2 separate regions of the Homo sapiens genome follow, and region 1 is linked to region 2. Evidence: chromatin loops called from intact Hi-C (ENCODE). Cell type or tissue: CD14-positive monocyte. All regions are shown on one strand. Links, peaks and the distances in the headings refer to the core of each region. The heading gives the core; the rest is flanking DNA.

Region 1 (16,020 bases), core at 2,796-10,795, 50 kb before region 2:
AAGTCAGATACCTGAAAACAATGCTCTGTATCTCTCTGAGTTCTCCAGCAAATCAGTACTGAGCTCCTCAGTCAAAGGTAATGTTGTCCTGCAAGCCTTTGTATCAGTGTCTGTTATGGCTTCCTAGATTAGAAGGCAGCCACATATAAAAATGTAGCCCTGTATTATATTTAATACAGGAGGGCTTTGGGATTTATTGGTGGCTCAGAGAGCATGCCATGAAAATGGGCTTACAGAGTCAATGATCAACCAGGGGCCCTATTAGGCAGGCAAGTAACTACATAAGAGAAACTCTGGCAAAAATGAAAGGGTAACTAAACACAAAGAGCCTTGTGGAGAAGTAAGATATTTTGCAAATTGTGTTTTGGAAAGTGAGCCTCTTAGAGGAAAACAACTACATGCTGACTGTGGTTAAATATAGGAATAAATTAAATTAACCACCAAGTTACAATATAACTCTTTGTTTCCTCATCTTTCTTAGAACTTAGCCTTAAAGGCCCAGTGTTGTGAAGATGAAGGCTTTTATGAAGTTTTGTATCCACTTTAAAGAAGCCCCTTAAGTGTAAATTTTATTTATTTTAATTTTTATTTGTTTTTAGTTGTTTTCTTTTTTTTTTTTTTCTTGAGACAGGTTCTCACTCCATTGCCCAGGCTGGAGTGCAGTGGTGCAATCACAATTTACTGCAACCTCGACCTTCTGGGCTCCAGCAATCCTCCCACCTCAGCATCCCAAGTAGCTAGACCACAGGAACGCACCACCACGCCCAGCTTTTCTTTTTTTTTTTTTTAATTTTTTGTAGAGATGAGGTCTTGCTACATCACCCAGGCTGGTCTCCAACTCCTGGCCTCAAATGATCCTCCCCCCTCAGCCTCCCAAAGAGCTGGGATTACAGGCATGAGCCTGCGCCCAGCCAGCTGTAAAATTTAGAAGCTGAAACGCCAACTGGGAGCAGTGGCTCACGCCTGTAATCCCAACACTTTGGGAGGCCAAGGCGGGCAGATCACGAGGTCAGGAGTTCGAGACCAGCATGGCCAATATAGTGAAACCCTGTCTCTACTAAAAATACAAAAAATTAGCCCGGGGTGGTGGCAGGCCCCTGTAATCCCAGCTACTCAGGAGGCTGAGGCAGGAGAATCACTTGAACCCAGGAGGTGGAGGTTGCAGTTAGCAGAGATTGCACCATTGCACTCCAGCCTGGGCAACAGTGTGAGACTCTGTCTCAAAAAAAAAAAAAAAAAGAAGAAGCTGAAACACCACAGCATTAGCCCACTACTAGCTCAACTCAATTACAAAGAGACCTCTTTAAAAACTGAACTATAAAGCAAATCTATAAAGTTTGAAGTCACCAGGCAAGTAAGAAAACATGTTACGGGGAAATTATCTGAAAAGAAACAACAAACAATGATAAACATGGAAAACCAGAGTCCAAGATCATCAACCGCTTAGATTCCACACAGTAGTCTTTCTAGGGAAAGAAAGTAGAGTCTTTTTTACAGAAATGCTGAAGAAGCAATTCAGAAGAAACCTAATGATTTATTAATGCCTTCGACCCACTCTACCCCTTCCTGTGAGTCTCCTTTCCACTGGGGACCCAGCAGGGCCTAGAATGGATGATGCTCATCACGGTTCACTGAAGCAGGTGGCTGCTCACCAGCAACTGATGGAACTGCCAGGCCCTGGGAAACCAGCCACCTTCTCCTGCTAGGAGTGAAGCAACTTCCTCACTGACTGTGACAGCCATGGCCTTCCTCTGAGTCTGCAGGTGACCATGTCTGCTCCTAGAATTCTATTTCCTTGACTGGTGCCATGTTTGTTTGTTTGTTTGTTTGTTTTGAGACAGAGTTTCGCTTTTGTTGCTCAGGCTGGAGTGCAGTGGCGCGATCTCGGCTCACGTGAACCCGGGAGGTGGAGGTTGCAGTGAGCCGCGATCACGCCACTGCATTCCAGCCTGAGCGACAGGGCAAGATTACGTCTCAAAAAAAAAAAAAAAAAAGAAAAAGAAAAAAACTAGTGATAAGAGCTAACATTTATTAAGCACTAATCAGGAACCAGGCTTTCAGTTTAGCACTTTGTATACATTATTATCTCATCTAATTCTCACAACGACTGTATGAGATTGGTACAATTATAAGTTTCTTTTTACAATGAGAAACTAAACCTAAGAGAAGTTAAGTTGCCCAAGGCCACACAACTAGACCTGGGAATCAAGCTCCAAACCAATTTCTCAAACCCCTGGGGCTTCCTGCCATAGTCTCACAGGACCTCACAGTTTCTATAAGAATGATTGAATATGGTGTTTCTGTGTGATTCTACTGCAAAGAATAATCAGTATAAGCATTTTCTGGATAATCAAAAGCAGTGATTCTCAGTATGGGCTACACATTAGAATGGCCTAGAAAGCACTGTAAAAATACTAATGCCCCATCCTGAGAGAGATTTCTTTTTTTTTTTTTTTTGAGATGGAGTCTCACTCTGTCCCCCAGGCTGGAGTGTAGTGGCGTGATCTTGGCTCACTGCAAGCTCCGCCTCCCGGGTTCACGCCATTCTCCTGCCTCAGCCTCCCGAGTAGCTGGGACTACAGGCGCCCACCACCACACCTGGCTAATTTTTTGTATTTTTAGTAGAGACGAGGTTTCACCGTGTTAGCCAGGATGGTCTTGATCTCCTGACCTCGTGATCCGCCCGTCTCGGCCTCCCAAAGTGCTGAGATTACAGGCATGAGCCACCGCGCCCGGCCCAAGAGATTTCTAATTTACTTCTGTTTTTATGCATATACCAAAGTGATGCCAGGGGCCCAGTGCAGCAGCTCACGCCTGTCATCCCAGCACTTTGGGAGGCCGAGACAGATAGATCACTTGAGGTTGGGAGTTCAAGACCAGCCTGGCCAACATGGTGAAATCCTGCCTCTACAAAAAATACAAAAATTAGCCAGGCGTGGTGGCATGCACCTGTAAACCCAGCTACTTGGGAGGCTGAGACATGAGAATCGCTTGAACCTGGGAGGTGGAATTTGCAGTGAGCCGAGATCACACCACGCACTCCCAGCCTGGGCAACAGAGTGAGACTCTGTCTCCAAAAAAAAAAAAAAAAAAAAGTGATGTCAGGGTTGAGACCCACTGATATCTGGATAAGCAGCTTGCAGCTTATAACTGAATCTTAGTCACAATTGTTAGTACAACCATTTCAGTTTGTGTTTATGCTGTTCACCTTGGCTCTTGCCAAGCAAAACCAAGTGAAGTCATATCACAGTGCCTAAAGACGAACCTTCTCAAAAGTTTTTGGAAAACAAGGCAGAATTGTCATCTCACTCCATACAGTGCTGAAATCAAAGAATATCCACCCAAGCAGTCAGTACCATGTTCCTTTGCAAGCAGCAACTTCATTACAGAAAAACATCTTCCATCGCATTAAATCAGCATTGTTCATGTGAATGTTATTAGTTTGGTAATTTTGTTTGTATTATATTTATAAATGGATACTGGTTTTACAGTTATAGAGGAGCAGTAAACACAAAATATTCACATCTAGTGTATAATTATAGTAATAAAAATAATTTCAAACACCACTGAGGGTCTGTGAGAATTTTTTTTTTTTCTATTTTTTTGAGACAGAGTCTTGCTCTGTCGCCCAGGCTGGAGTGCAGTGGTGCGATCTCCGCTCACTGCAACCTCCAACTCCCTGGTTCAAGCGATTCCCCTGCCTCAGCCTCCCGAGTAGCTGGGATTACAGGCATACGCCACCACGCCTGGCTAATTTTTTTGTATTTTTAGTAGAGATGGGGTTTCACCATGTTGGCCAGACTAGTCTCAAACTCCTGACCTCAGGCAATCTGCCCGCCTCAGCCTCCCAAAGTGCTGGGATTACAGGCGTGAGCCACCGTGCCCGGCCGGATAATTCTTTTTCTTTTAAAAGGAGTCTGTGTTACTCAAGTTTGAAAAATCCTGCTATGACCAGTATACAATACTGCCTGCTTTTGTTAGGTTAAAAAAAAAGTGCCAAAGGCATTAGAGATAAGACTTGATCAGATTCAAGTTTGAGTTTTGGGCAAGAATATTTCATAGGTGATGTTTTTCCCCTCAAGAAGCAAATAATGCCTGGTCTTCTCTGTGCTGCTAGCCGTTGTTAATAGCAATACTCAGGTCTGCTGATTCATTAGGACTTGCAAAATGGTGACATTCTATCATTCCTTCTTTATTTATCACCTAGAATACTTCTATAAAGAGAACTTCCACCCAGGTGCTGTGGCTCACACCTGTAATCCTAGCACTTTGGGAGGCCGAGGTGGGAGGGTCATTTGAGCCCAGGAGTTCAAGACCGGCCTGAGCAACATAATGAGACCCCGTCTCTATAAAAAATAATTATTATTATTAAAATAAGATAACTTTCCCCCATCTTACATTTTGTTACCTTGAGGTACACAGTTCACCCAGAAGAGGCAGAATAAATGCTTAATTACTCCCTTTTATTTACTAGTTTTCAAAAGAATGAATTTAGTGCCCCCCAGCATCTTCCAATTAGGCTTTTTTCCTTTCAAGTAGCATTATTATGTTTTAAAATAATATACAGATGGGGTTTCACCAAGTTGCCTATGCTGGTCTTGGACTCCTGAGCTCAAGCAATTCTCTCGCCTCAGCCTCCCAAAGTGCTGGGATTCCAGGCATGAGCCACCGCGCCCAGCCTGAAGTATCATTATTAACTCAAGGACTCTTAGCATTTCCTGTGTCTTAATTACTTGCCATTTTTTTCTTATTGAAGCTCAGATTTCCCTAATTGTCCAGTGAAAGCTTCTTCAAGTTGGCTCCAGAATTGAGTCCTTTGGACTCGACCCCAGAAGCCTTTGTTAACTTCTTCCCTTTTAAGTTGTCCCAGGCTCATCTAGTACATTTCCTCCCCCAGACCTGACATCAATGGCTAGGTAATTCTGAGCTTCAGCGGTTCCCAGGGGAAACAACATTTATTGGGAGCAGGTGGTGTTCACAGTTCTCTGTTTTGATAATAACACAGGCACAGCAGGGAGATCCTTTTAAAAGTGGGGCTTGAGAGTGGCGGCATTCACTCCAGGCTTTCCTGAGGAAGTGTTCCACCAGCTGTGGGCCAACACTGTCTTCTTCCACCTCAGTGTTTGTTTATACTGCTTTCTTTTATCCAGTGAATCAATAACAACAGCAACAATAAAAATGGCTTCAAAACAGCTACATCCACAACAACAAATCTGTTTGCAGAGACGTGGTCCAGAGGCAGTTTGGGTCTGGTGAACACTTGACTTGGAGTCAGAGGAAATTGAATTAGATTCTGGCTTTTCTTCATTTATGAGAATAAAAACAAACTTCATCTTTTTTTTAATTTATTTTTTATTTTTTGAGACGGAGTCTCACTCTGTCGCCCAGGCTGGAGTGCAGTGGCGCGATCTCGGCTCACTGCAAGCTCCACCTCCCGGGTTCACGCCATTCTCCTGCCTCAGCCTCCCAAGTAGCTGGGACTACATGCGCCCGCCACCACACCCGGCTAATGTTTTGTAGTTTTAGTAGGGATGGGGTTTCACTGTGTTAGCCAGGATGGTCTCGATCTCCTGACCTCGTGATGTGCCCGCCTCAGCCTCCCAAAGTGCTGGGATTTTTTTTTTTTTTTTTTTTTTTGAGACAGAGTCTCACTCTGTCACCCAGGATGGAGTGCAATGGCGTGATCTCGGCTCACTGTAACCTCTGCCTCCTGGGTTCAAGCGATTCTCCTGTCTCAGCCTCCTGAGTAGCTGGGATTACAGACATGTGCCACCATGCCTAACTACTTTTTTTGTATTTTTAGTAAAGACAGGGTTTCGCCATGTTGGCCAGACTGGTCTCAAACTCCTGACCTCAGGTGATCCACCCACCTCGGCCTCCCAAAGTGCTGGGATTACAGGCGTGAGCCACTGTGCCTGGCAGATATACATTATTAATATATTCTATGTGACATATTTATAGTAACACTACACTGAGCATCTACTATGTGCCAGACATTGTGGTTTTATTTCATGAATGCCCATAACAATATTGTAGGGTATTCCAGTGGTATGCTAGTAAGTCAGCTGGAGGTGGGGTATCCTTGATTTGTAGAACTGGCTGATTTCCATGGTGTGAATACATCCGCTAAGGGTGTACCAAAGGTTTTAGCAACTGGCTGACAAAATTCCTGAATATTTAACAATAGGTTCTCCCAAGCCAGAAGGAGCAGGTTGCAGCACACCACTGGATCAGGCCCATCTTATTTTATTGCATTTTATTTTATTGAGACAGGGTCTTGTTCTCTCACCCAGGCTGCAATGCAGTGGTGTGATCGCAGCTCACTGCAGCCTCAACCTCCCAGGCTCAATTAATCTTCTCACCTTAGTCTCCTGAGTAGCTGAAACCACAAGTGCATGCCACCAAACTCCTGGCTAATTTTTGTATTTTTTTGGCAGAGACGGGTCTTGCCATGTTGCCCAGGCTGGTCTTAAACTCCTGGGCTCAAGTGATCCACTGGCCTCGGCCTCCCAAAGTGCTGGGATTAAGGGCGTGAGCCACCATGCCCAGCACAAATCAATTTATTTTATGTCATACAACCAGGAGGCAACAGGATTGAGATCTGAACTGGGTAGCCGGGTTGCACATATACCTCACGAACTACAACTCATGGTCTAGTCTCACTAACCATTCATGGTAGTGTTTCCTCATTAAACACTGGTGGTGCTTTAGGGCTAAGACTGTTTCTTTGAAACCTGGAAAAGGTCTTGCCTGTGCTTAGATTCGGTGTCGAGGAACAGGGAGAATGCAGTCTTCCTGTCCACTGTTCCCTGTCTCAACACGTCTCTGCCAGCTCTGCAAGAAAATTCGACACTTCCACAAAAGACCAGTGAAGGAAGCCAACATGTTTCACCCCAAAACATACTTCTTTGACGTATTTCAAGATGGCTATTCAGAAGGGCTGGAAATACGAGAATAGCTGCAAAGCTGCCTTTTGTGGAGCTTTGTATGTGTAGAGAAAATCCGCATTGATGCAGCCCTGCTTTCTCGGAGGCCCTCCCTTGTCCGGATCTAGGAAAGATTGACTGAGAGTCTGACGCCTTTGGAGGCCTTTGGAGGCCTGAAAAAGGGCTACCACTTGTGAGGTTTGATCTACATAACAAGACCCACTTTGCTAGCCAGGCCTCCTCTTCTCCCCCTAAACAGGTTAGAAGAGGACTTCTCCTCCAACCTGTTTTGCCAGGATCCAAGCCCCATTCTTTTATTTTTATTTATTAATTTTATTTTGAGACGGAGTCTAGCTCTGTCGCCAGGCTGGAGTGCAGTGGCGTGATCTCGGCTCACTGCAGCCTCCACCTCCCAGGTTCAAGCGATTCTCCTGCCTCAGTCTCCCGAGTAGCTGGGATTACAGGTGCCCGCCACCACACCCAGCTACCAAGCCCCATTCTTTCTGTAACCTCAAGATGGTATATAAACCTCTGTACCCCCTGGAGGATGGGTTGCAGTAATCACTCTGTGATTTCCCTCCGTGAACATTGATAAATTTGTATGCCATTTCTTCTACTAATCTGCCTTTTGTCAGTTGATATTCCAGTGAACCGTCAGAAGGCGAAGGGAAAGATTTCCCTTGGCCTCCACAGCAGATTTGAGGCAAGGCAAGTGTTTGAGACGGAGTTTCGCTCTTGTTGCCCAGGCTGGAGTGCAATGGCGCAATCTCGGCTCATGGCAACCTCCGCCTCCCGGGTTCAAGCCATTCTCCTGCCTCAGCCTCCGGAGTAGCTGGGATTACAGGCATGCACCACCTCGCCCGGCTAATTTTGTATTTTTAGTAGAGATGGGGTTTCTCCATGTTGGTCAGGCTGGTCTCGAACTCCTGGCCTCAAGTGACCCAACCTGCCTTGGCCTCCCAAAATGCTGGGATTACAGGCATGAGCCACCATGCCTGGCCAAATTACGTTTGAGTTCTGTTGCTAGAAACAAAAATGTGCTCTCCTGAATTTTCCACACAGGCCTCCAAGGAGTTAAAAGACAAAAATCATTTTCCAGTTTCTCTGGCTTCAAGCCTGATTCCCAGACGGGATCCAACACTAATCGCCATCCAAATGCCTGTCAGCAAGATAGTCATGATGTACTCTGGCATATAGTACTGAGGCAGTCTTGGGCAATGTTGTTATAGAATTATGTTATAATTATACTCGGCCTTGTTTCCTGCACATCTCACAGATGCTTATCCACCAACGGAGTGTTAGCTGACAATCATTCCAAACAAGCCCAGACAAAAGGAATAATAGCGGTAACCTGAGGAACTTCGGAAGAAATACACAGCTAAGGTCTGAGAATGTTTGGCCAGTTCAATAGCCTCTTACGGGCAAGTCCAATGTCAGGCGGCATTTCTACCTTCTCCTGTTCTGCCTTTGACCTCTTCACGCTCTCTTGTCCTGTCCAGAACACTGTCACTTAAACTCCTCTGTTTTTTTTTTCTTTTTTTTTGAGACAGGGTCTTGTTCTGTCGCCCAGGCTAGAGTGCAGTGGCACAATCACAGGTTACTGCAGCCTTGAGCTCCCAGGCTCAAGTGATCCTCCCACCTCAGCCTCTGGAGTAGCTGGGATTACAGGCACATGCTACCACACCTGACTAATTTTTGTAAAGATGAAGTCTAAGTCTCACCATGTTGGCCAGGATGGTCTCAAACTCCTGGCCTCAAGTGATCCACCTGCCTCAGCCTCCCAAGGTGCTGGGATTACAGGCATGAGCCACTGTGCCTGGCCAAAAACATGTAACACTGGGGGAAATTCTTTCAATCCTCCATTCGCCCTGACCCCCCCACTCCAATACCACCCCACTTTCCAAAAGGGCTCAAAGGCTTAAGGAGCTGAATGTCGGGGTACTGTTTGTTAGAACTGCGAAGGAGGGGCCTGTCTATCCACCGTCCTCTTGGTCCTCCCCTGAGATGGGAGAAAAAGGCTTGTGTTATGCTCAGGGGCACCATGGTCTCCGCCAGACCGGATGGAATTCTGGGGAAACGTTCCCACAGAAATCCAGGGAAGTGGAGAGGAGAAAGCTCCTGAGGGAAGAATCTAGGTGGTGCTGCGTGTGTGTGGTTTACATGCCAGTCTGTATTTTAAGAGGTTTCCAAGCCGATTTTAATTAACCTCCAGTTGAAACTTGCTAAACAAGTTTTGCAGCCCAGGTTATTGTGTTAGTATTTTTCCGGGTATATTGTCCTAGGTTTGAATTTCATGATGTTTATTATTCTTTCTAACTACAACTCAGTGGGGAAAAGCCCAAGGTACCTTTTAAGACCTAAGTATTTCCTGGTAATGACTTGTAGGAAAGAATGACATTTCCATAACATTTGGACCAAGAGAAGAAGTGAGAATTTAAAGTTGACATTTGCAAGTGATAAAAGCCAAAACCAAAAGTATTCTTTTAAAGAATATGCCTTTCTTCTAATGAAATATACACAAGTCTTGATTCAGATGATAACTTTTCTAGAATTACCTTTGAAAACAAACCCTTAGGTTTCTTATGCTCCAACCCCTAGGGGACAGATTCAGAACAGCTTGTTTCTTTCAAGTCTACTCAATCAAGGCCTGCCTTCTAGAGACTTTTCTTTTTTTTTTTTTTTTTTGAGATGGCATTTCGCTCTTGTTGCCCAGGCTGGAGTGCAGTGGCGCAATCTCAGCGCACCGCAACCTCCGCCTCCTGGGTTCAAGCGATTCTCCTGCCTCAGCCTCCCAAGTAGCTGGGATTACAGGCATGCGCCACCACACCTGGCTAATTTTCTATTTTTAGTAAAGACGGGGTTTCTCCATGTTGGCCAGGCTGGTCTCGAACTCCCGACCTGAGGTGATCCACGCCCCCACCCCTCGGCCTCCCAAAGTGCTGGGATTACAGGCATGAGCCACCGCGCCCAGTCTCTAAAGACTATTTTTAATGGGCACCATATGATCTCTCTGGAACTGAGAAGAGCGGACTTTGGGGAAATTAGAAAAGATGTAGAAGGATGCTGCTCCAAGGGCCTTCAGAATAATCACTTGACATCATCTCTGATAAGTTACTCTCTAGGTCATTTATATAAGCCTCTGCCCCAAGCATATAGGAGAGAGACATCTAGTTTAGGGCCATCAAACTGGGAAACATTTGTTGCTTGAGGTATACAAGAGGATTCCAAGGTACTGAGTTTTAAGGAACTTGGGTTCCAAACCTCAACTTCTATATATACTCTTTCCAGAAATGGTCTACCTGAAAATGCTCCTGAGGTTAAGAGGTCACACTTGGGCTGGGCGCAGTGGCTTATACCTGTAATCCCAGCACTTGGGGAGGCCAAGGCGGGAGGATCCCTTGAACCCAGGAGTTTGAGACCAGCCTGGGCAATAGAGTGAGAGCTTGTCTCTAAAAAAGAAAAAAAATTAAAATAATAATAATAGGAGGTCACACTTGGCTCCTCTTGCCTCTCTCCTCTTTCATAAATGCCCTTCCTGGCAAGATGGGGTGGTTCACAGCTGCACTCTTTTTATTTATTTATTTTTGAGACAGAGTCCCGCTCTGTTGCCCAGCCTGGAGTGCAGTGGTGCAATCTCGACTCACTACAACCTTCACTTCCCAGGTTCAAGTGATTCTCCTACCTCAGCCTCCTGAGTAGCTGGGATTACAGGTGCTTGCCACCACCACCTGCTGATTTTTGTATTTTTGGTAGAGATGAGGTTTCACCATGTTGGCCAGGCTGGTCTCGAACTCCTGACCTCAGGTGATCCACCTGCCTTGGCCTCCCAAACTGCTGGGATTATAGGGGTGAGCCACCGTGCCTGGCCTCGGCTGTACTCTTAACACTTTGGGAGGAGGAGGTGGGTGGATTGCTTGAGCCCAGGAGTTTGAGACCAGCCTGGGCAACACAGTGAAACCCCTGTCCCTAAAATAAATAAATGAATGCCCTTCTCCCACCTTACTAAAGAAAGGTGTACCCCTAACCTACCCTGAATCTTAGCAGAGGGTGCTACCCCCAAGGTGTAAAAACCTCTGGGCACCAAACCAAAGAATAATTCAGGAATGTACAGCTCTCAAGGGAAGAGTTCCCAGAGAGTTGAGACCCCTTCTCAGATTACTTAGGTAGGAGCATGTACTGGGGTTTTATTTCAAGTTTCACAAAGAAAGAAGCTCCTCAGCAAGTCAGTTTGAAGACTGCTTTCTTGGTAGAGATAAAAGTGATACAATGAACTATGGGTTACAGAGTCTCAGCAGCCAGGCAGCTGGGGGGAAACCATAACTTTCCAGAAAAAGATTACTCAAACATTACATCAGGATTGCTGATTACGTCCCGGAACAGACTGTAAACTACCTCAGCCCTAAAAGTTCTCTTCCAGATTAAGTTTGGGACAATTTGCTTTCTCAAGACCTGAAAAAAGAGAGCTTTGGTTAAAAAAAAAAAAAAGAAGAAAGAAAAAGAAAAGAAAAAAAAATGGCAGCTGTTTAATCCAGATGACAAATTGCTTTTTTTTTTTTTTTTGAGACAGGGTCTCACTCTGTCACTCAGGCTGGAGTGCAGTGGCGAGATCATGGCTCACTGCAGCCTCAACCTTCCAGGCTCAAGTGATCCTCCACTTTAGTCTCCCGAGTAGCTGGCACTACAGGTGCACGCCGCCATGCCTGGCTAATATTTTTATTCTAATTTTTTTTTTTTTTGTAGAGACGGGGTTTCGCCATCTTGCTCATGGCTGGTCTTGAACCCCTGGCCTCAAGCTATCTGCCCACCTAGGCTCCCAAAGTGCTAAGATTACAGGCATGACCCACCATGTCTGGTCTGCACAATCGTTTACAAGTTAGTCTGATTTGGCTGATTGGTTTGATAGTAAGGAATGGCTTTGTCATTAAGTTATAGAACAGGCACTTTCCATTAACCGAACAAGCTAAATGAGCTGTGCCAAGATTCTGAAGCAATAAAAATAGATTTAAATTACCAGGGCGTGGTGGGGGGGGGGGCACCTGTAATCCCAGCTACTCAGGAAGCTGAGGCAGCAGAATCGCTTGAACCCAGGAGGCAGAGGTTGCAGTGAGCCGAGATCATGCCACTGCACTCCAGCCTGGGCGACAGAGCAAGACTGTCTCAAAAAAAGAAAAAAATAGATGTAAGCCATGTGCATAATGTATAGTACACCAGAAATCACATTCTTTGCACCTTTTTTTTTTTTTTTTGAGACGGAGTTTCACTCTGTCACCCAGGCTGGAGTGCAGTGGTGTGATCTCGGCTCACTGCAACCTCCGCCTCCTGGGTTCAAGCGATTCTCCCGCCTCAGCCTCCCAAATAGCTGGGATTACAGGTGCCTGCCACCACACCCAGCTAATTTTTTGTATTTTTAGTAGAGACGGGGGTTTCACCATGTTGGCCAGGCTGGTCTCGAACTCCAGACCTCAGGTGATCCTCCCGCCTCCGCCTCCCAAAGCGCTGGGATTACAGGTGTGAACCACCGTGCCCGACCCCTCAGCTCTCAGCTCAATGTCGCTTCCTGCAATGTGTCCATTCTACACAGGGAAATGGCGGAAGGCAGCAGGTAAAAAAAATCACAGCCTTTCCTCATACTGCTTGGCCTTTTTTTGTTTTTTAAATTCTGAAGAAAGCCATCTCCAAGCACTTCCACCTACATTTCATTGGCTGCAATGTGTCACCTGGCAACCCTTAGCTGTAAGGGAGTCTGGGAATTCTAGTATTTTGCTTTCCAGTTTCTCTAGTAGAAAAGTGTGTTTCTCTAGTAAAAAGTGTTTCTCATGTGTGTAAAGTGAGCAAAGTGATAAAGCATATATTCTAAAAAGTAATTTGGGGCTGGGTGCAGCGGCTCTTCCCTGTAATCCTAGCACTTTGGGAGGTCAAGGTGAGAGGGCTGCTTGAGGCCAGGAATTTGAGACTAGTCTGGGCAACATAGTAAGACTCTGTCTCTACAAAAAATTAAGAAAATAGCTGGGCATGGTGGCACATGCCTGTAGTCCTAGCTACTTGGGAGGCTGAGGCAGGAAGATTCCTTGCACCCAGGAGTTTGAGGCTACTATTGTTGCCCCACTGCACTCCAACCTGGGTGACAGAGCAAGACCCTGTCTTTAAAAAAACTAAATAAATAAATGAAAATAAAAATAAAAAGTAGGCCAGGTGCAGCAGCGCATGCCTGTAATCCCAGCACTTTGGGTGGCCAAGGTGGGAGGATCGCTTGAGCCCAGGAGTTCGAGACCAGCTTTGGCAACATGGCAAGACCCCGTCTCAATTTAAAATTTTAAAAACCAATAAAACTAAAAAGTAATTTGGAAGACTGTGAGGTAAACCAAATAATCAACTAACAAAGTAGTTACTTAAAAAAACAAAACAAGCTGGGCGTGGTGGCTCATGCCTCTAATCCCAGCACTTTGGGAGGCTGAGGCAGGCGGATCACGAGGTCAAGAGTTCGAGACCAGCCTGGCCAATATGGTGAAGCCTCGTCTCTACTAAAAATACAAAAATTAGCTGGGCATGGTGGCGCACACGTGTAGTCCCAGCTACTCGGGAGGCTGAGGCAGAAGAATCGCTTGAACCCGAGAGGTGGAGGTTGCAGTGAGCCGAGATCGTGCCACTGTGCTCCAGCCTGGGCGACAGAGCGAGACACCATCTCAAAAATAAAAATAAAAATAAATAAAATTAAAAAACAAAACAAGGCTAGGCTCAGTGGCTCACGCCAGTAATCCCAGCACTTTGGGTGGTCAAAGCAGGAGGATTGCTTGAGGCCAGGAGTTCAAGACCAGCCTGCACAACACAGTGGGACCCTGTCTCTACAAAAATAAATAAATAAATAAATATAAATATAAATATAAATAAAAACAAGCCCTCCAAAAACCTTTGACAGTGTGTAAAGCTATGCAATTTTCTAATCGTGTTAAAGTAAAAGCAGTTCACAAACAATTCAGACTATACAGAAATAAAAAGTAGTATATATGGCCTAACATTACTTTGTTCTTAAAATTTTCCAGTGACTTTTCTTCCCACTTCCAACTCCAACTGCCCTATTCCAGAATGTCAAATGATTGTGACTTGCAGGTTTTCTAATCAGCACGTAAGTCGGAAATTCTAAAAATACATTTTAAATTGTGGATCACACCATTACATGACTGTCTATAGAGCCATTTAATTTTGAAGGCAAGTTAATTTTAAAAATAGTTACACACAAATGTTCAGTTGATTACGCTTAAGACAGTTTTATTCTGGTGATTCAGCATGATTTTTTTCAACAAATTAGGTACTTTGTCTGCTTTGTGGAACATTGGCAGTTTCATTTCCTGTTAAGGAAGCTATCATCAGAACTCAGATAAACCTTTGCCTTTACTATTTGAGTACTGAAAATAAACAAAGAATATAAAACTCACATATAGGCTGGGTGCGGTGGCTCACACGTGTAATCCCAGCACTTTGGGAGGCCAAGGCAGGCGGATCACTTGAGGCCAGGAGTTTGAGACCAGTCCGGCCAACATGGTAAAACCCCATCTCTACTAAAAATATAAAAATTAGCCAGGCATGGTGGCACATACTTGTAATCCCACTTACTTGGGAGGCTGAGGCAGGGGAATCACTTGAGCCCAGGAGGCAGAAGTAGCAGTGAGCCAAAATCATGCCACTGCACTCCAGCCTGGGTGACAGAGCGAGAGTCCGTCTCAAAAAATAAAATAAAATAAAAAATAAAACACACGTATATACTTGGGGACAGAAACATCAAATATGTTTTCTGGATGATTTAAAGGTTTAGAAGGGGATTATTTATTCTAACTGAAAAAAAAATCTTTTAATATGAATTATTTATATGGAAGACTTCTTTTTGAAGCTGTTGTGGCTGATGCTGTTGGATTCATGTCTAACTTCTTTCATTTTATAAAACAGAATCATATCATCATCACAATCTGTACACTCCCACCTATACTCTTAGGGGGCAGTCTGGGGTGGTTCCTAGGGTAACAGGCCCAATTATCCCAGTATACATTGCATACAGTACCCTAACAACTTTTAGGAAAGGTTTTCATTATTAGTGCTTTGTTTTAGAAAAAGTCCAAAACAAGCCCTAATGAAGAGTCCAAAGGATAAGGAAGATGAAGAGAAAGAGAAAGCACTGAAAAGTAGAATCACATGATTTGCAAGTAGGACAAGGAAAGCGAGCAGGAAAAAAAACAGAGTTGTCAGAACCTGTGGGGAAAATGTGCTGAACAGCAAGGGCTGAGAAATGAGCAACATATTAAACTTTTTTTTTTTTTTTTTTTTTTTGAGATGGAGTCTCACTGCTGTTGCCCAGGCTGGAGTGCAGTGCCGACATCTCAGCTTACTGCAACCTCCATCTCTTGGGTTCAAGTGAAGCTCCTGCCTCAGCCTTCTGAGTAGCTGAGATTACAGGCACCCGCCACCATGCCCGGCTAATTTTTTGTATTTTTAGTAGAGACGGTTTCACCATGTTGGCCAGGAACTCCTGACGTCAGGTGATCCACCCGCCTCGGCCTCCCAAAGTGCCCCCATTTCCTTTCATTCGTTTGGAGAACTCCTCTACTGCTTGCATGGTTACCTGGTACAATGATCAGTCATGATGCCCTGCCCCTCTCCAAGACCATCCCAAAGAGTTGGCTCAGGGCTGGGCAAACTGGGCCAAGCCAGGATTTCATGGCTAACACTATTTCGCAATAGTTCGCAAGCTGGAGGCTGTAGCCTGGGACTGTTGGCTGTCATCTTCCTTGCCTTGAGGGTGCGCCTGCTACAAAATGCAGCTGAAGGGTGGCAGAATACTCTATGCCAAAATATGCCACCATGACGTAAGGATTACTTCAAGCTAAAGGCACTTGAAAAACAGCAGATACAAGAAGGGCATTCTAATCTCCCCTTTGCTTCCTGCAAACAGGAGAGAGAAACTCCCATGTGAACATGCCCTCCCTGTACCAGGAAAAAAGTAACATTCTTCCCCGGGGAGTCACAGCTCTGAGAATCCTGTACAAACATACTTTGTGAAACTAATTCTTACCTTCCTTTAACAAACTCCCCACATAATTTAGTT
Region 2 (16,020 bases), core at 2,817-10,816:
CTATCTATCTATCTATCTATCTATCTATCTATCTATCTATCTATATTTAAAAGTCTGGAATGATATACCAAACTATTAACAAAAATTACCTCTGGAAAAAAGAATAAAGGGGCCAGATGTGGTGGCTCACACCTGTAATCCCAGTACTTTGGGAGGCTGAGGCAGGTGGATCACCTGAGGTCAGGAGTTCGAGACCAGCCTGACCAATATGCTAAAACCCTGTCTCTACTAAAAAATACAAAATTAGCTGGGCATGGTGGTGCATGCCTGTAATCCCAGCTACTTGGGAGGCTGAGGCAGGAGAATGACTTGAACCCGGGAGGCCTCAGAGGCTGCAGTGAGCAAGATTGCTCCACTGCACTCCAGCCTGGGCAACAAGAGTGAAACTCTATCTCAAAAAAAAAAAAAAAAAAAAGAAAGAAAGAAAAAGAAAAGAATAAAGGATAAGACAAGCTTTTTTGTTTTGTTTTTGAGACAGAGTTTCACTCTTTTTGCCCAGGCTAGAGTGCAATGGCACGATCTCGGCTCACTGCAACCTCCGCCTCCTGGGTTCAAGCGATTCTCCTGCCTCAGCCTCCCAAGTAGCTGGGATTACAGGCAACTACCACCATGCCTGGCTTTTTTTTTTTGTATTTTTAGTAGAGACGGGCTTTCACCATGTTGGCCAGGGTGGTCTCGATCTCTCGACCTCGTGATCTGCCCACCTTGGCCTCCCAAAGTGCTGGGATTACAGGCGTGAGCCACCACACCCGGCCAAGACAAGCTTTTAAAACAGTTAGCTAAAAACATTTTTTACAACCAACACGAATCACTTTTATAATTAAAAGCTACACCTCCTCCAATAAAGATCTAAAAACAATAAAGAATGAAGTCAAGGTTGTGTATTTCAGCAAGCTGAACTCTGGTGCAGAGTATCTTTGAAAATTGAAATGGATATTTACCTAATTTCCCTTTATTCTATGTCTTTTTCATTGTCCCTGTACAGAAATATATCCATTCTGGCTGACAGGGATTTAAAAAAAGAGAGAAATATAACCATATTAAAAGTCAAGTCTCTAGAGGACATGTGTCACTCTGTGGCTGCTCACCCTCCAGTCATCCTTCTAATGGCACATCCCATGCATATCTGGCCCCATTCACCAGAGATACTGATTCTGGGGTGCCCTTTGCCTTTTACCAAGCTCCCCGGGTAATAGTTTGTATCTGAGAACATACTGATGTTGGGTTACTGTATGAACAGCTATGCTGTGAAAGAGGAACTGGATTTGTTTTCTGTGACCACTAAGGAGACATATTTTTGCTTAGCAGAGGAAACAGCTTCCAAAAACTCAGAATTGTCCCAGGATGGCTGCCCCATAGGGTGAGTTTCCCATCAGTGCTGGTGTAAAAGAAGGAACATACAGGGTTTCAGGGGAGTCTGCTTGAGGCTGGGGGTTGGGCCAGATAACCACTCTCAAATTCTCAGTTTATGTGACTCTTTGGGTCTCCAAAAATATAAAGAAAGCTTGAGGAAAAAAGACCCTTCAAACTCAGGGTTTTCATAAATTTTAAGTAAGGGCCATGATTTACAATAAATGTAACACCAATTTTCAAAAAATTTTCTGATTATAAAATGCATACTCATTGCAGAAAATTTTTTAAATACAGAAAGTTATAAAGAAGAAAAAAATATAAAAATCATCATGCCACTGAAAGATACACACTTTCTGTCGTATCTCCTGGCTTCATCCCCTCTATAAACATATCACACTACCTTTTTTTCATTTAACAATAATTGTGCACACGTTCCCATGCAATTAAATACTGTAGAAACAGAATAATAATATTCTTCTTTATAGATATACCATAATTAAGCCATTTTCCTGTAGTTGAATATCTAGGTTGCTTCCAAATTCAATTACAGTCTTCTAATTACCAGGAAATCACAAGTGCTATTATACAATTTTTCATATATACACAAACAATATAACTAGTGTTTTGAGCCTCTCTGTAACAGTCATGCATTCCAGTGTTCACTGAGTATTAGATAAATACAAGTGTACTTACTATAATAAAGTGTTGTTTGAAAAAAACCTAAGGAATAATGACACTTTTCAATTGTTTGAAATACATTTGTAGACAAATCCCAACTGTCTGGTTCTAGCTTGTCTAAAAAACCCAGGTAACATTAGTGGAACAAACACAAATAAGTAAGTCACAGCATTTAAGCCCAGAAACTAAAAGATGGAATAAAATATTTTCACATCAAATTGAAACTGTTATAATTAATTAAATTAAATTAATTAAAAACAAGTCATTTCAGCTGGCACTACAATGCTGAAAATAATCACAGAAATTTCTTGTTTTTTACCTGATTAAGATGGCAGAGCATGGAGTTTTCTACTTAGTTCCAGGTGAATTCTTCACATTTCCTGGCTTTTAAAACAAAAGAAAGAGCTTGAATGCAGTTTGAAAAGAAATAGTGCAACTCCTTAGTGTCCTGAGTATTTGGCTGAACATGAACATTAAAAATTATTATGGGGGACAGGGTCAAACCATTTTATTGAGGACTTGGGGGGTTGTTGAAGAAAGGCTGAGGAGGACAATGAGATCCCACATTCTCGCAGTTACCGACCATTAAATATTATTTTACTGCAAAGTGATCCATCTGTCAGTAAATTGAAGAAGTTACTAGGGCTCTCTGAGGGCCCTACTGTAGAGTGACTTGGGCAGAGAGAGCAGGAAATAAAGCTCCATTAATCCTCATTATGCAGATTCAGCCAAACAGTTGATTCTAATTAAAAAATCAATATATCTTCCTTTTATTTCCTGAAATAAAGGTTTTACACCTATGGGAAGGCTTCCTGTAGGTATTTACTCCATGCATTATTCACCATTATCCACCATAGGGGCCAATCCACAAAACATGTTTACTCTGAAAGAAGTTAGACCACACCCATTCTGCCCAGTGGCCCTCCGGGAACATATAATTAGGCCATGTAATCCATAAGAAGCAGTGTAGGAAAAGCTTCTAGTGGGAAAAGTTCACGTGCTAAACTTTTAAGGCCTTACTTTCTTTTCTATACGTTTTTTAGACTTTAATTCTGAAAACACATTAATAGTCAGAGATCAGATGGCAGTCTGAAAAACAGGAGGCTGCAGCTGGGCGGGCCATGGGGGCTAAGATTCTGTTGTATAGACTTGGAGCAGTTTCTCCTGGTGCCCCTCTTTCAGAGTTATTCATGGATGAAGGAAGAGGAAAAGGTGAGAAAGCAGGAGCACGTGACTAACCCTGTCATTTCAGAGCATGGTTTCTAGGCAACTTTGGGGCTCCCTGGAGTGGCTGAGAACTGGTCTATAAGTACTGTTTTATACCCGTTGTCCCAACATAATTAATAGTGTCCCCTTTCACTCTCAAGAGTATCCTGGTTTGCCGGGCATGTTGGTTCACGCCTGTAATCCCAGCACTTTGGGAGGCCGAGGCGGGAGGATCCATTGAGCCTGGGAATTCAAGACCAGCTTGGGCAACATAGAAAAAGAAGTTTAAAAAAAAAAAAAAAAAAAAAAAGAGTATCCTGGTTTTGATGATAAAGTATATGGTCACCACATCCACTTGATGATGGAGTTCTGGGAAACAAGGCCATACGAACTGCTTGGCGGACCAATGATCAACATACAATTCTCAGGTCTACTTGATGCTCTGAACAAGAGTGCTACAGGACTGAGAATCTGTGCCCTTCTCCTCCTCCAGAGCCACTCCCCACCCTGCCTCCTCACATGCATGCACACAAGCGAACACACATACCCATATGTGAACACACACCCACCTACAACCCAGAGGCCTTTTTGCTGTTGCTCGAAATTGACAAACTCCCTACTGGGACAAGACCTTTGCAAAATATACCCCACTGACCGAGACCAGACAATCCCAATTTTTGCCTAGCTAAATGTTATTCATCCTTTACATCAAGGCTTTCTTTGTACCCTGTCCTTCAATTTAGCAGAACCTTCTATTCCCTTTCATAGCACTCATGTACTTCCTGATTGTGTAATTATTTCTTTCATGTTTGAGTCTTTCATTAACCTGTAAGCTTCATGAGGGCACAATATCCCTAGGGCCTCCTAGCACACACTATTCAAATATTTGTTGCATAAACAAATGGAAAGCCAGGGGCAGTGGCTCACACCTGTAATCCCAGCACTTCAGGAGGCCGAGGCGGGTGGATCACTTGAGCCCAGGAGTTCAAGATCAGCCTGGGCAACATGCTGAAATCCTGTCTCTAAAAAAAATACAAAAATTAGCCAGGTGGGATGACACATGCCTGTGGTCCCACCTACTCAGGAGGCTGAGGTGGGAGGATCACTTAAGCCAGGGAGGTTGAGGCTGCAGTAAGCTGTGACTGCACAACTGCACTACAGTTTGGGCAACAGAGTGAGACCCTGTCTCAAAACAAACAAACAAATGGAATGGGGTAGAACTTAGAGATCTGATGAATGTAAAAAAGCTTGGGTTTCTATTTTCTTAACACATCCATGAACACGAATAACAATTTCTGTTAGCAAAATTAAAACTTAAAAAAAAATCAAAACATTGATTTCTAATTAGTATGACTGCCATGTGAAGGCTGATTGCCAGCCAAACCTTTGAGGTATAGCAGCCTACTGAAATGTCTGGGTCCCTCACCAGACTAATGAAGAACAAGAAGAGAGAAAAAAAGGCTTATAAGGGCCAGTGAGATAATCATGTCCAACAATCGGGTCTGGCATAAAAACAAGGTGGTTCTCGGCAGGGCGTGGTGGCTCACGCCTGTAATCCCAGCACTTTGGGAGGCCAAGGTGGGTGGATCACCTGAGGTCAGGAGTTCGAGACCAGCCTGAACAACAGGGAGAAACCCCGTCTCTACTAAAAATACAAAATTAGCAGGGCATGGTGGCGCATGCCTGTAATCCCAGCTGCTCGGGAGGCTGAAGCAGGAGAATCGCTTGAACCCAGGAGGCGGAGGTTGCAGTGAGCCAAGATCACGCCATTGCACTCCAGCCTGGGCAACAAGAGTGAAACTCCATCTCAAAAACAAACAAAAACAAACAAACAAAAAAACAAGTTAGTTCTCTACTTAAATACAGTTTAGGTCTGAATTAACATACTGCTTGCCAAATACTTCCAATGATATTCTTATATATTCTACTATCTATACTCGCCAGTACCTCAATCTCAAAAAAATAAGATGCTAAATTCACAAGCTTTTTTATCTTTTGGACAATAAGAAAATGAGCACACAAAAGCATTCTTCTGATTCAGGAAAACAACTTTGTTGCTAGGAAAATTTTCTTGTTTGGTTACATATCACTTATAGTATAACAAAACAGCACAGTCCAATATCTCATTAAAAAAATATTGAGCCCATCCACCACCCTGTCACAAATCAGATCTCTCTTGGCAGAGAACTCCAGGATCTCAGACAAAACAACATTCTGACTTCAAAAAACAGTTCGTGATTTAGCACAAGCCAGAAATCATTTTTTTTTGCATTTTCAGACAGAGAAAGTTTTATCTAGAATATTTTGTAACTCATTTTCATACATATCTGATTTCAGTTTTTATTTTCTTACCACGTCCATGAACACAAATGACAATTTCTTTTTTTTTTTTTTTTTTTTTTTGAGACGGAGTTTCCCTCTGTCACCCAGGCTGGAGTGCAGTGGCGCAATCTCAGCTCACGTAACCTCTGCCTCCTGGGTTCAAACGATTCTCCTGCCTCAGCCTCCTGAGTAGCTGGGATTACAGGCGCCCACTACTACACCCAGCTAATTATTGTATTTTTAGTGAAGACAGGGTTTCACCATGTTGGCCAGGCTGGTCTCAAGCTCCCGACCACAGGTGATTTGCCTGCCTCGGCCTACAAAGTGCTGGGATTACAAGCATGAGCCACCGTGCCTGGGCACAAATGACAATTTCTGCTAGCAAAACCAAAACTTTTTAAGAAAATCAAGACACTGATTTCTAATTAGTATGCCTGCCATGTGAAGGCTGATTGCCAGCCAGCCAAACCTTTGAGGTACAGCAGCCTACTGAAATGTCTGACTCCCTCACCAGTTGAATTATTTTCAACAATTACTTAACTTCTCCAAAATGCAGTTTCCTCACTTATAAATGGGGATAATAATAGAACCCACCTCAAAGACTCTTCCTGAGCAAAGAGTTTAGCGCCAAGGGCCAAGCTCACAGCAAGTAAGTGCTCAATAAACATTATCTATCCTATATGGCAGGCCACTTTATTTTTTGGATGAAGAAAATAAAAGGTAAGGATAAATGACCTGTTAAAGACCCCAACACAATTCTAGTTCACTTGATGAGGTAGGCAGAATAATGGCCCCTCAAAGATGTCTTCTATTTCTGGAACCTGTGACTGTTACCTCACACAGCAAAGGGAAATTAAGGTTGCATTGGAATTAAGTTTACTAATCAGTTGCCCTTAAAATAGGGAGATGATCTTGGATTATCTGGGTGGGCTTGATTCAAGCATAAGAGTGCCTGCAGTCTAAGAGGGAGGCAGAAGAAGAGGTCAGAAGGGGGATCTGCAAACGACTTGCTGCAGGCTTCGACAATAGAGGAAGGAAGCTGGAAACAGCCCTCAGCCAGCAAAACAGACCTTGGTCCTACAGCCTCGAGGAACTGAGTTCTGTCAACAATCTAAATGAGCAGGAAAGAAATTCCCCCCTAGGGCCTCTAGAAAGGAACGCAACCCTGCTGACACCTTGATTTAGAATTGGACTTCTGACCCACAGAACTAAGATAATCATTTGCACTACTTTCAACCTGTAAATTTGCAGTCATTTATTTTGGCAGCAATGGAAAACTAAAACAATGACATAAGGATTCCTGACTACAGGGTATGGTTCCATTTTCTATCAGTGGACATTATCTTCTCAGGCAGAAGCGAAAATGTGCAGTATCACATGAGTGGTGGTTGATGACTATCATGTGGCTAGAGTCCAGCCATTTCATATGTTCCTCACATGAGATAACCTTATTTAATCCTCAAAACAGCTCCAGGAGGTACTATGCCAGTTCCCACAGAGCTGGAGTAACTTCCCAAGGTTTCAGGGCTAGTAAGAGGCAGAGGTGGGGTAGGAGTCTGGTGCTCCCGCTCCTCTTAGTCCACTGGACAACGCTGTATCCTGCCCACTGATACCAAGAGTGCATTCCTTTCTAAAGAGGAGATGACATTATTCAGGATTTCTAACTTTTCATTTTGGTAAATAATGGTGTTTTTAAAAAGAAAGAAAAAATCATTTCAAAATCATTTCCTAATACCTGTAGTTCTTAGAATTTTAGACAGCAAAAAATTACAAAGCACAAACTCATAACTTTATGGAAAACCCATCAAGCTGTCATTTAAAAAAAATACAGTGGTAAGAATACTTAACATGACATCTGCCCTCTTGGCAGATTTTTAAGTGTACAATACGGTACTGTTATCTATAGGCACAGTGTTGTGCAAGGGGTCTGTAGAACTTATTCTCTTTGCTTGACTAAAACTTTGTTGATTACCAACTCCCTATCTCTCCCTCCCCCAATCCCTGGCAATCGCCATTCTATTCTCTGCCTCTATGAGTTTGACTATTTTAAATACCTCATACAAGTAGAATCATGCAGTAATTGTCCTTCTGTGATTAGCTTACTTCAAAGATGAACATTTTAAAACTACATGACTTACTTTCAGCCAAACTTTGCCATGTTTAGAGAGCCGAGGAACTTCTAATGGAGGAAGAAAAAGCAGGGCATGTTTACTCAGGGTGGTGGCTGCTGCTTCCCTTTCATTTTCCTGCTGAGCCAGCAAGGGCCTGAATAAAACTATTAACAGCTCAGCTTTAGAAGTTCTGCTCAGTTTTCACATTGGTAACAGGTTTATGCTTCTTTATTAATTTCCTGCCTTTTAAATAATTAGTGTTGGCCTTCAGCAGTCATTGTACAATTCTGTGATAGTAATTTGTTGCATTAAAAAAAAGCTAGTGAAAAACTAAAATATGATATTTACTGAGACATACTGCTGTGTTTAGCTAATTATAAGACAACTCTAAGCTGGGTGCGGTGGCTCACGCCTGTAATCCCAGCACTTTGGGAGGCCGAGGCAGGGGGATCACCTGAGGCCAGGAGTTCGAGACCAGCCTGGCCAACATGGCGAAACCCCGTCTCTACTAAAAATACAAAAAAAAAAATTAGCCAGGCATAGTAGTGAATGACTGTAATCCCAGCTACTTGGGAGGCTGAGGCGGAAGAATCGCTTGAACCCAGAAGGCGGAGGTTGTAATGAACCAAGATGGCACCATTACACTCCAGCCTGGGCGACAGAGCGAGACTCCATCTCAAAAAAAAAAAAAAAAAAAAGACAACTCTAGTCGGGTGCAGTGGCTCACGCCTGTAGTCCCAGCACTTTGGGAGGCTGAGGCGGGTGGATCACTTGAGGTCAGGAGTTCAGGACCAGCCTGGCCAAGATGGTGAAACCCTGTCTCTACTAAAAATACAAAAATTAGCCAGGCGTGGTGGCGCACGCCTGTAATCCCAGCTACTCAGGAGCCTGAGGTAGGAGAATTGCTTGAACCCAGGAGGTGGAGGTTGCAGTGAACGCGATCGCACCACTGCACCACTGCACTCCAGCCTGGGCTACAGAGCAAGACTCCATCTCAAAAAAAAAAAAAAAAAAAAGACAACTCTAAAAGAGCCATCTGTGACCCTGAGGACTGACACCCACAACTGACCTCCTGACACCCACAACTGGCCTTCATCTCTGATACTGAGACCTTGGGTTAGGACTATTCTGAAAGGGTTTCGGATTAGCAATGGACAATCAATAAATATTTCATGCTTTTATTAAGCTCCTAGAGTCAAAGAGTGAAAACCATAATGGAAAAGGTCAATAAATCAACTACATGAAGAACTTCTTCTGATCATCAAGACACCAAAACTGAAAAGACAAGCCATATTGAGAAAAGACATCTGCAAACATCTGGCCAAAACTATTAATATCTAGGAAAAAAATAAAGAACCCTTATAAATCAATAAGGGACAAATGACCCATATAAAAAGTGGCCAAAAGACATGAACAGGCATTTCAAGAAGAAGCCAATAAACCTGTGAAAAGATGCTCAATCAGGGCAATGTAAATGAAAACCACGATGGGAAATTCTGGGAACATCTTCACATGCTAGATAGTGAGGTAACTATCACAGACTACTTGGGTCATGTCAAGAGGACTCAGAGCCAACTTCCACTAGCAAAATGGGACAGTTTGAACTTTAATAAGACCAAGAATTACAAAGCATTCAAAACTATCAAATATGTTTAAATCTATAAACCCGTAATGATTTTTAATTTATTTATTATTTTAAGAAACAGGGTCTTGGCCAGGCGCAGCGGCTCACACCTGTAATCCCAGCACTTTGGGAGGCCGAGGCGGGCGGATCACGAGGTCAGGAGATCGAGATCATCCTGGCTAACACGGTGAAACCCCGACTCTATTAAAAATACAAAAAATTAGCTGGGCGTGGTGACGCGTGCCTGTAGTCCCAGCTACTCGGGAGGCTGAGGCAGGAGAATGGTGTGAACCCGGGAGGCAGAGCTAGCAGTGAGCCGAGATCATGCCACTGCACTCCAGCCTGGGCGACAGTGCGAGACTCCATCTCAAAAAAAAGAAAAGAAAAGAAAAGAAACAGGGTCTCGCTCTGTCACCCAGGCTGGAGTGGAGTGGTACGAACACAGCGCTCACTGCAGCCTCAAACTCCTAGACTCAAGTGATCCTCCTGTCTCAGCCTCCCAAAGTGCTGGGATTACAGGTGTGAGCCATTGTGCCCAGCCTATAATTATATATATATATATATACACACACACACACATATATATCCATCTCTATATAAATATATATATATATTTATTTATTTATATTATTTTTTTGAGATGGAGTTTCACTCTTGTTGCCCAGGCTGGAGTACAACGGCGGGATCTTGGCTCACTGCAACCTCCGCCTCCTGGGTTCAAGCGATTCTCCTGCCTCAGCTTCCCGAGTAGCTGGAACTACAGGCATGTGCCACCACGCCCAATTTTTTTGTATTTTTAGTAGAGACGGGGTTTCACCATGTTAGCTAGGATGGTCTCGATCTCCTGACCTCGTGATCCGCCCACTTCAGCCCCCCAAAGTGCTGAGATTACAGGCATGAGCCACCGCGTCTGGCCCTATTTTTTTGAGACAAAATCTCACTCTGTCGCCCAGGCTGGAGTGCAGTGACGCGATCATGGCTCACTGCAACCTCTACCGCCCAGGTTCAGGTGATTCTCCAGTCTCAGCCTCCTGAGTAGCTGGGACTACAGGCGCGTGCCACCACACCTGGCTAATTTTTTATTTTTAGTAGAGACGGGGTTTCACCCTGTTGGCCAGGCTGGTCTCGAACTCCTGACCTCAGGTGATCCACCCGCCTCGGCCTGCCAAAGTGCTGGGATTACAGGCGTGAGCCACCGTGCCTGGCCATTATTTTTAAAGAAAAACTAACAGGTGATCTTCTGAGGAAAGGGAATGAATTCATTATTTTGAAACTGGATAAATAAGAGAAAAAAATCAAGTAATTATCTTGTTTTTCCTATATAAACTATAACTGGGTAACTAGTAGATAAGAGAAGGGGTTCTTTATCAAAATATTTCAGCTAATTTGAGAAAATGAAACAATAGAAGCAAAATATCACCATTTTCTTTTCTTTTTTTTTTTTTTTGAGACAGAGTCTTGTTCTGTCAACCAGGCTGGAGTGAGGTGGCATGATCTTGGCTCACTGCAACCTCTGCCTTGCAGCTTCAAGCAATTCTCCTGACTGAGTCTCCTGAGTAGCTGGGACTACAGGCACGTGCCACCATGCGCGGCTGATTTTTTTTTTTTTTTTTTTTTTGAGATGGAGTCTCACTCTGTCGCCCAGGCTGGAGTGCAGTGGTAGGATCTCAGCTCACTGCAAGCTCCGCCTCCTGGGTTCACGCCATTCTCCTGCCTCAGCCTCCTGAGTAGCTGGGACTACAGGCGCCTGCCACCACGCCTGGCTAATTTTTTTGTATTTTTAGTAGAGACAGGGTTTCACCGTCTTAGCCAGGATGGTCTCAATCTCCTGACCATGTGTGGCTAATTTTTTTGTATTTTTAGTAGAGCTGGGGTTTCACCATGTTGGCCAGGCAGGTTTCGAACTCCTGATCTCAAGTGATCTACCCTCCTCGGCCTCCCAAAGTGTTGGGATTACAGGTGTGAGCCACTGCGCCCGGCCAATATCACCATTTCTATCCCCCAAAGATTCAATGGGTCTAGGCATTGAGCATCTACAGCTGCTAAAACCAATAAAAACAAAGCAAAAACCAGACTTATGTGCCTACGTGGATCTAGAGCATTGCCAAAAGGATCAAACAGGATCTGGTTCAAGTAGCCCGTGCATCCAGCTGCCAATGTGCAGGGAGTACAGAGAACACGTTAAACTATAGCATAAATGTGTAATCAGCAAAACCCAAACCGTTGGAAACTCTATAGGTGAAATGTGCCAGACTGTTTTAACAGATAAACTGTAAGGAAGTCAACTCCAAAAGATGGAAGGGGAGCCTGTAGATTAAGAGAGACTTAAAAAAAAAAAAAAAAAAAAAAAAAAGTTCGGGCATGGTGGCTCACACCTGTAATCTCAGCACTTTGGGAGGCCGAGGCAGGTGGACTGCCTGAGGTCAGGAGTTTGAGACCAGCTTGTCCAATATGGTGAAACCCCATCTCTACTAAAAATACAAAAATTAGGCGGGGGCGGTGGCGTGCGCCTGCAGTCCCAGCTACTCGCGAGGCTGAGGCAGGAAAATTGCTTGAACCCAGAAGGCAGAGGTTGCAGTGAGCCAACATCACGCCACTGCACTCCAGCCTGGGCGACAGAGTAACACTCCATCTCGAAAAAAAAAAAAAAAATCAAAAGTTGTTTAAGGCAAGTACATTATTGGGGCAACTAGGGAAATTTGAACATGGGCTATATATTAGATAACATTTGTGTAAATAATGAAATGCCAACTTTCCTGAGTACAATAACGGTATTGTGATCATATAAATGAATGTCCACGTTCTTTGGAAATACATGCTGAATTAGATACAGATGGAAAATGCAATGATATCTACAATTAATTCTCAAATGGTTCAGGAAAATAAAATATACTCGTGTGTATGAACACCATGCATAGGTGAAAAGATAGATTATGCAAATGCAGCAAATGTTAGTGAATCTAAGTGAAGGGTATATTCATTGTACTAGTCCTGCACCTGATCTGTAGTTTTGAAATTTTCTCAAAATGAAAATTGGGAAATAAAGTAAAGCCACATACACATATACTCCATGATGAAAAACTCTTTTAAAGCCATCACACTGGCAAAAATGGTAACAATTACTTGGCATCATCTAGTAAAACTGAAGATATGCAGACCCTATGAATCAGGAACCCTGGTCTAGAAAAATTCTTCACAAATTATGAAGCCATGCTGTGTTGTAATAGTAATATACTGAAACCCACCCAAGGAGCCACCAACATGGGTATTTTCCCATAAAGAAAATATGACCAGGCGCAGTGGCTCATGCCTGTAATCCCAACACTTTGGGAGGCTGAGGAGGGCGGATCACCTGAGGTCAGGAGTTTGAGACCAGCCTGACCAACATGGTGAAACCCTGTCTCTACTAAAAATACAAAAATTAGCCAGGGATGGTGGCGCATGCCTGTAGTCCTAGCTACTCTGGAGGCTGAGGCAGGAGAATTGCTTGAACCCAGCAGGCGGAAGTTGCAGTGAGTCATGACTGCACCACTACACTCCAGCCTGAGCAACAGAGTGAGACTCCGTCTATTAAAACAACAACAACAACACAAAGAAAATAGTCTACAGCAGTGAAGATGAATACACTACTGCCATACATAACCCATAAACAAAATGTTAAGGGAACAAAACAAGTTGCAAAATAATATGTAGTAAGACTCATCTAGATAAACTTATATATATATAATATGTATATTTAGACTTAAATTTGGTATATTTTTATAAAGGCAAAAACAGGCAGGCTCAACAATAGTATTTCAGAATACAGACATATATGGTTAAACTGGAAGAAAAGTTTAAAGAAAAACAAGGGAATGAAATAAAATTCCAGATAATGGTTCCCTCTGGGGAGACTTGGGGGTGAGGGGACCCATGGAAGACTTGAAAGGCATCGGTAATTTCCTTTTTTTTTTTTGAGATGGAGTCTTGTTCTGTCGCGCAGGCTGGAGTGCAGTGGCGCGATCTTGGCTCACTGTAACCTCCACCTCCCAGGTTCAAGCAATTCTCTGCCTCAGCCTCCCGAGTAGCTGGGATTACAGGCACCTGCCACCATGCCTGGCTAATTTTTTGGTATTTTTAGTAGAGACGGGTTTTCACCATCTTGGCCAGGCTGGTCTTGAACTCCTGACCTCGTCATCCACCTGCCTCGGCCTCCCACAGTGCTGGGATTACAGGCGTGAGCCACCGCGCCCCACGGTAATTTCCTAGTTTTAAAGGTAGATAATTGGTTGGTATGTACATGGTCATTATAGTGTTGGATTTTAAACTATACATATGTTATATATTCTTGTAACTTAAAAGAAAGCCCTAGACTGTACCAAGATGACAATATTTCTGGACACACCTATCTTTGCTTCATAGTTCTGACAAAAAGTTCATTTTAACTGAAGCAGATAAATTCCTCTTAAGTAACCAATGATGACAGACTGAAACACTACTTTATTGGTAGAAGACTCAGCACAAACATTTAGAATCATTTCGTAAGAGGGAAAAGGGATGTGGCAGAGCAGCAAAATGCCACAGACCTGTTTGGGATATTTCAGAGTAATATACCCCCATGGGAAATAATACCGTTAAGAATTGTGCCATCATTCCTAATTTAAAAATTTTCAGTGCCCTGTTTTATGTATGTATGTATGTATTTAGAGACCGAGTCTCGCTCTTTCGCCCAGGCTGGAGTGCAGTGGCACGATCTCAGCTCACTGTAACCTCCGCCTCTCAGGTTCAAGTGATTCTTGTGCCTCCGCCTCCCAAGTAGGTGGGATTACAGGTGTGTGCCACCATGCCTGGCTAATTTTTGTGTTTTCAGTAGAGACGGGGGTGCGCCATGTTGTCCAGGCTGGTCTCAAACTTCTGGGCTCAAGTGATCCACCCGTCTCCACATCCCAAAGTGCTGGGATTACAGGCGTGAGCCACCACACCTGGCCAGCACCCTGTTTTAAACATAGTGTCCACAGTTTCTCTGACTATGTACAACCAAAAGCCAGTACATCTGTTACATGATTAGAATACAAACAATTGGCCGGGCACGGTGGCTCAAGCCTGTAATCCCAGCACTTTGGGAGGCCGAGGCGGGCAGATCACGAGGTCAGGAGATCAAGACCACCCTGCACAACATGGTGAAACCCCATCTCTACTAAAAATACTAAACCCCGTCTCTATTAAAAATTAGCCAGGCGTGGTACTATGTACCTGTAATCCCAGCTACTCGTGAGGCTGAGGCAGGAGAATCGCTTGAACCCGGGAGGCGGAGGTTGCAGTGAGCCGAGATCGTGCCACTGCGCTCCAGCCTGGGCCACAGAGCGAGACTCTGTCTCAAAAAAAAAAAAAATATGAATTAGATGATACTTAATTGAGACTGGTAATTAAAGCTGGACTTGAAAACCAACTTCCTAACAAGCTAAGAAACAAAAAAGTCCCCTTCATGAAGCGTCCCTTAATTCCCTTCAATGAAGACAAGATATCTTCATCCAAAAATCATACATTTTTGTGTGTGCCTTTCTTCTGGCATTTATCACATTTTATCTTGTATTTTGGTCATATGCTTTCCTTATCTCCTTTACTAGATTTTGAATTATTTGATAGTCTATGAAGAGAATATACTCAGCTCCAAGGCCCCAGAAAGATTCATTTTCCAGGGTAGCTTAAATCTTAGCTCTCATTAAAAAAACAAAAACAAGGCCGGGCGTGGTGGCTCACGCCTGTAATCCCAGCACTTTGGGAGGCCGAGATGGGTGGAGCACCTGAGTTCAGGAGTTCGAGGCCAGCCTGACCAACATGGTGAAAACCCGTCTCTACTAAAAATACAAAAATTAGCTGGGTGTTGTGGTGTGCGCCTGTAGTCCCAGCTACTCAGGAGGTTGAGACAGGAGAATGGCTTGAACCCGGGAGGTGGAGGTTGCAGTAAGCCGAGATCGTGCCACTGCACTCCAGCCTGGGCAACAGAGCAAGATTCCATCTCAAAAATAAATAAATAAACCAAAAAATAAAAAACAAAAATCCCCCTGAAGCCCATGAAATCTAAAGTGGGGGGGGTGAAGCAAGATCAACAAAAAACAATGCCACTTCATTATATCAAGTAATTCCTGAAATTTAAGAATATTGAATTTTGAATTAATAGGGCCTTCTGCTATTTTTCCTTTAAAACTTGTAATAAATATTTAATGCAGTCAACATTAATTTTTTGTATTTTTAGTAGAGATGAGGTTTCACCGTGTTAGCTAGGATGGTCTCGATCTCCTGACCTCGTGATCCGCCCACCTCGGCCTCCCAAAATTCTAGGATTACAGGCATGAGCCACCGAGCCCGACCGTTTTTTTTTTTTGTTTGTTTGTTTGTTTGTTTTTGATACAGGGTTTCACTCCCATTCACCAGGCTGGAGTGCAGTGGGGTGAACATGGCTCACCACAAACTCTACCTCCTGGGCTCATGAGATTCTCCTGCCTCAGCCTCCCAAGTAGATGGGACTACAGGTGCATGCCACCACACCTGGTTATTATTTTTTTTTTGGTAGTTTTTGTAGAGACAGGGTTTTGCCATATTGCCCAAGCTGGTCTCGAACACCTAGGCTCAAAGCGATTTGCCTGCCTCAGCCTCCCAAAGTGCTGGGATTTCAGGCATGAGCCACTGTGCCTGGCCCTGATTTTATTACCTTCTATTGAGAACAGACAGCTGTCAATAAAATTA

What was found. Peaks named below come from ENCODE experiments on the same cell type or tissue, not always from the same donor. Only the 100,000 strongest peaks of a DNase experiment are listed, where the experiment ranks them.
Region 1: a loop joins it to region 2, with 1.8 times the contacts of the local background. A loop is called at or near these places in 11 of 110 quality-filtered maps.

The regions. Positions count from the first base shown.
Region 1 is chrX:23,788,410-23,804,429 of GRCh38, forward strand. No RefSeq gene overlaps it. Among named protein-coding and RNA genes, the nearest start is that of SAT1, 13 kb to the left of the region's middle. In CD14-positive monocyte, for the core only: no CTCF peak of the experiment used is centred there; no DNase peak of the experiment used is centred there.
Region 2 is chrX:23,837,963-23,853,982 of GRCh38, forward strand. It overlaps APOO (apolipoprotein O), which reads right to left. Exons shown (of 9, transcript NM_024122.5): 8 at 2,351-2,415. The coding sequence ends at 2,380. Among named protein-coding and RNA genes, the nearest start is that of APOO, 62 kb to the right of the region's middle. In CD14-positive monocyte, for the core only: no CTCF peak of the experiment used is centred there; DNase peaks (open chromatin) are centred at 5,699, 6,619 and 6,949; H3K4me3 peaks cover 2,071 bases; H3K27ac peaks cover 3,484 bases.